Linked DNA regions of Homo sapiens: region 2 is linked to region 1. Evidence: chromatin loops called from intact Hi-C (ENCODE). Cell type or tissue: prostate gland. All regions are shown on one strand. Region 1 overlaps ARPIN-AP3S2 (ARPIN-AP3S2 readthrough). Region 2 overlaps SEMA4B (semaphorin 4B).

Evidence for each region. Peaks named below come from ENCODE experiments on the same cell type or tissue, not always from the same donor. Only the 100,000 strongest peaks of a DNase experiment are listed, where the experiment ranks them.
Region 2: it touches region 1 in a loop (3-fold over the local background); 13 of 110 quality-filtered maps call a loop at or near these places.

What each region holds. Positions count from the first base shown.
Region 1 is chr15:89,897,730-89,900,229 of GRCh38, reverse strand. All of the region lies in intron 5 of ARPIN-AP3S2 (ARPIN-AP3S2 readthrough), which reads left to right. It overlaps ARPIN (actin related protein 2/3 complex inhibitor), which reads left to right. Exons shown (of 6, transcript NM_182616.4): 6 at 1-2,500. Among named protein-coding and RNA genes, the nearest start is that of AP3S2, 5.0 kb to the right of the region's middle. In prostate gland, CTCF peaks have their summits at 1,199 and 1,402; a DNase peak (open chromatin) is centred at 1,409.
Region 2 is chr15:90,218,294-90,220,793 of GRCh38, reverse strand. It overlaps SEMA4B (semaphorin 4B), which reads right to left. Exons shown (of 14, transcript NM_198925.4): 4 at 903-1,001. Among named protein-coding and RNA genes, the nearest start is that of CIB1, 14 kb to the left of the region's middle. In prostate gland, a CTCF peak has its summit at 1,034 (motif pointing right); no DNase peak of the experiment used is centred here; H3K27ac peaks cover 2,172 bases.

The DNA.
Region 1 (2,500 bases):
GCCAGAGGATGTGGTAGCCACTTCACTGGTGTTCTGTGTCTGAATGGGACTTTCTCACAGGCAGGCCATGCTGGGACCTCAGCCATGGGGGTGGCCAGGGAGGTGGTTGAGCAGAAGGATAGCTGGGGACACTGACTGGGGGTAGAGTCACCCAGTGTCTTTAGACATCCTGCTGTCTAAAGCACTGTGTCCAAAGGGTATGGCACACTTATATGGACAGGTCACCATTCCAAACAAGGAGGCCCAGTGTGTCAATAGGAGAGGTCCTAAAGCAACAAAAAGGGCGGGGTGTCTTGGATGGGCTTCAGGAAGGGAAAGACCATTGTGTCTGGAGCTCAGAGAATGGGGGCTGGTGTTTGAGATGAGGCTGGAGATTGGGCATGGCATCCTCACGCATGTTAAGGAATTGGGGACTTTATCCTTAACATCCTGGAAGCCAGTGATCCCATGGAGAGTGAGAAGATCTGATCTGTGTTTCAAAGGTCACTTGACTGCCGAGCAGCTGGAGGCGAGTTGCTCCTTTAGGAGACTGCTGCAGTTGCCTGGGTGAGAGGCTAGAGGGGTCTGGTCTATAGCAGTGGCAGGGGAGATGGAAAGAAGAGAATGATTTGAGGGGCATTCGGGGGGCAAAATCAACAGGACCTGGGGGGAGACGAAGGGATCAAGAATGATGCCCAGATTCTGGGTGAGTGGCAGTGCTGTGGTGCACAAGTAGTGATGTTATGTTTCCGGGTGACCTGCTGTTTAGCAGGAGCCCAGCCTGTGGCTAAGAAGTATAGAGAACTGAAACTAGCTCCCTAGGGATGGGAAAACCAAGTGGGCTGAGGATAAGAACAGGGCCCCAGGGCTGGGTGCAGTCGCTCACGCCTGTAATCTTAGCACTTTGGGAGGCCGAGGTGGGCGGATCACTTGAGGTCAGGAGTTCGAAACCAGCCTGATCAACACAGTGAAACCCCGTCTCTACCAAAAAATACAAAAATTACCCGGACATGGTGGCACATGCCTGTAGTTCCAGCGCCTTGGGAGGCTGAGGCATGAGAATTTCTTGAACCCGGGAGGTGGAGGTTGCAGTGAGCTGAGATTGCCACTGCACTCCAGCCTGGGCAACACAGTGAGACCCTGTCTCAAAAAAAAAAAAAAAAAAAAGAATAGGGTCCCAGGCTCAGCAGGTAGGGACACTGAGGTAAAATCCTATTCCCTAGGACTAGGGACTAGGAAGGGAGAAAATAGGAAGCTGCTGTGGCATAGGCATCTGCATGGGCAGATGGTGAGGCCAAAGCCCCTGATTTTGCCATACCTCCTGCCCTGGTCAGGACTGGTTCAGGCATTAGGGCAGGCCCAGCCAGGGCAGAAGCCTTCCTAGATACACCTGTGGGGAGTTGAGGAACTACAGCAGGGCTGAAACCCTGCTTTCAGGGGCCCCCATGTGGCTGGTAGGGGCAGCTTTTGGAAGCTAGACTGGATCCTATTACTCCCCAGATGAAAAGTTCAAATTCCTTAATACAACTCAGAGCTCATCACAATGTCACAACCCTCCTTTCTCGGCTCGCTTCCTCCTTAAGAGCTCTGGGGCGATTCTTTCAGACCAGCCTGAGGGATCTTCCACAGGTTGTTAATAGGGCTAGAAACAAAAAGTGGTGGTGTTTCTATGATCTAATTTGTTGGAACAAACGTAGTGTTAAACTCAAACATTTCTGTAGGATTTCTTGGAGCTTTAACTATACTAACATTTACTGTAACTCTTCAGGACAGGGTATGATTACGTATTTCCCACATTTCTTTGGTCAGAGAACCCGTTTTTGTGAGGAGCATTTCATGGGACAGCTGTTGTGAGAAACAGTTTGGGAAGGGCTGTGTTGGTCCCATGGAGGGGCTGGCTGTTCCCAGAGCAGGTCACTCCCCCACTTGCATTGCCTTGCCTGGACTCTTTTCTTGGAGGGAGGTCCCTTTCCTCTACCCATCTGAATTTTTTTTTCTTCCACCAGTGTCCAGCTTGCCTTTCACCATGGGCCTAATGATGGAAATTACAGTTATTTTGTATCTTCAAACAGAACCAAGCAAATCCTCTGAGCTTCATTCATATGGGAAATTTTCTTTCTTTCTTTTTTTTTTTTTTGAGATGGAATTTCGCTCTTGTTGCCCAGGCTGGAGTGCAATGGCTCAATCTCGGCTCACTGCAACCTCCACCTCCCAGGTTCAAGAGTTTCTCCTGCCTCAGCAGGAGGATTACTGTAATCCCAAGTAGCTGGGATTACAGGCCTGCGCCACCACGACTAGCTAATTTTGTACTTTTAGTAGAGATGCGATTTCACCATGTTGGCTAGGCTGGTCTCGAACTCCTGACCTCAGGTGATCCACCCTCCTCAGCCTCCCAAAGTGCTGGGATTACAGGCATGAGCCACAGTGCCGGACATTATGGGAAAATTTTTTGAGGGACTAAACTAATCTCCACAAATAGCAATGCATTTAGGAAATATATTTAAAGGGGAAAAAAAGACTC
Region 2 (2,500 bases), 320 kb before region 1:
ACAGTCGGCCTCAGGAGAGGCCTCACCCAGACACAGTGCCACACTGCCTCACAGTGACCCGACGCGGGACACATTATCAGACCCACCTGGCGGAGGAGGTGAGGCTTAGAAAATGATGTGAGCCTGGCCGGGCGCGGTGGCTCACACCTGTAATCCCAGCACTCTGGGAGGCCGAGGCGGGTGGATCACGAGGTCAGGAGATCAAGACCATCCTGGCTAACACGGTGAAACCCCCCTCTCTACCGAAAAATAGAAAAAATTAGCCAGGCGTGGTGGCGGGCACCTGTAGTCCCAGCTACTCGGGAGGCTGAGGCAGGAGAATGGCGTGAACCCAGGAGGCAGAGCTTGCAGTGAGCCGAGATCGTGCCACTGCACTCCAGCCTGGGCGACAGAGCGAGACTCCATCTCAAAAAAAAAAAAAAAAAAGAAAAGAAAAAGAAAAAAGAAATAAAATGATGTGAGCCTGGAAGGGGCAGCAATGTGATTCAAACCCAGGTGTGTCTGACCCCAAAGCTGGGCTCCAACCCACAGCATCAAATGCCACCCTCTGCTAGGGGTGTGTGCTGAGGAGGGGGTGTACAAGATAAGACAAGAGAATCAAGCAAAGGAGAGGGAGAGATGCTGGAAGAAGCAGAAGAGGGCAGCAAGGCCTGGGTGGCACAGGATCTTCATGGGTAAGTGACCGCATGTGCCCCCGCCTCCCCGCACAGGGAGACATGGCTGTCAGGGCTGCGCTTTGTGCCAGGGTGTGGGACCTCAGGGCTCTTGGAGGCCAGTGGTACCTAGAAACCTCCCTCTGGGCCCTGCCTTTCCTCAGGGGTCTATGCTACAGAACAGGATCCCTGGGGCAGAAAGAGGGGCAGTTCCCAGGTCAGCCTCAGGGCTGAGGACAGGTCACTCACGATGTAGGTACACATGGGGCTGAAGGCTGCTGTGCCACAGGTGAACAGGTGACTGCCGCTGAGCGGCAGGAGGATCTTGATGTAGTTTTGACAGTCGCGCTGGGGGGAAGGAGCGAGGGGATATCAGTCCCACGCCCAAGCATGCCACCAGGGGGCACCGCCGAGCCCCCCCTTCCACACCCAGGCCCGGCCTCTGCTCCCAGGACTGGGGATGGGGCACTCAAGTCTAGGAACAAAGAACCCACGGGTTTTCTGGGGCACAGTGGAGCGTGCACAGAGTGTGTGTGCTGCAGGGAGCCCAGGGGCTCAGCTAGTTTTGTGACTGGCAAACTTTCCTTCGGCCTAGGGGTGAGGGCACAGAATCCTACCCCTTTGAGTTGTACTATTCCCCAGCAGCATCCTCTTCAGAAGCCACAGGCCCCTCCCAACCAAGCTGGGAGCTGATGAAGCCACAGCCCAGAGCAGGAGGACTGCTCAGCCCTGAACCCTGAACCCCAGATTCATGCATCACCTTCAAATGGGGTATCTAACTGGCACCTGCAACCAAGCTTCTTTCTGGTCCTCCCTAAAACACATGCTTCCCCCCGAGATCTTGCCACTTTCATTAATTCTGTCTTTTCAGTCGCTGAGGCCCCAAACCCAGTCAGCCTTGACTCTTCTTGTCGGTCATACCCCATAATTTCCCACCCAGAAATCCTGGTGGCTCCATCTTCAAAATGCATCCGGAATCTGAGCATTTCTCACTGGTCCGAGCCACCATCATCACTCGCCCCTCACTGCTCTCCCTCCTCCTGTCCTTCCCCATGGAGGCTTCTCTACCACAGTAGCCAGAGTGACCCTCTTAGTACACAGGTGAGACCATGTCACATCTCTGCTCAGCCTTCCCCTGGCCTCCCAAATACCTCCCTCAGAGTGAAATCAAAAGTCCTGCCCCTCCTCCAGATATGCCACTGTCAGCTCCTCACTCTCTCCTGATCTTGGCTCAAATGTCACTTTTTTAATGAAATGTTACCTGACCACCTCATTCCATCCCACGCCCCGCCAATAACATTTGTAAACTGACTACTTTTTCTTTTGAAACACAGTCTCATTCTGTCATCCAGGCTGGAGTGCAGTGGCGAGATCTCGGCTCACTGCAACCTCTGCCTCCCAGGTTCAAGCGATTCTCCTGCTTCAGCCTCCCAGGTAGCTGGGGCTACAGGCGCCTGCCACCATGCCTGGCTAATGTTTTTTGTATTTTTAGTAGAGACGGAGTTTCACTATGTTGGCCTGGCTGGTCTCGAACTCCTGAGACACTCAGGAGACCATGAGGTGGAGACCTTGTGATCCACCTGCCTCAGCCTCCCGAAGTGCTGGGATTACAGGCGTGAGCCACTGTGCCAAGCCTGCTTTTTCACAATTAAATCTCCAGTACCTAAAAGTACATGGACACAGAGTGCATGCTTCATCAATGTTAGCTGAATAACAGAATGGCAGCCAGGACTTGAACCTGTGTCTTGATCCCAAGTCCAGCACTCGTTTGCCCTCACCTTACCCAGCACCTGCTGCACTTAGGAGCAGGAGCAGGAGGCCTCTAGGGATGATGATGAGTCCTCCAG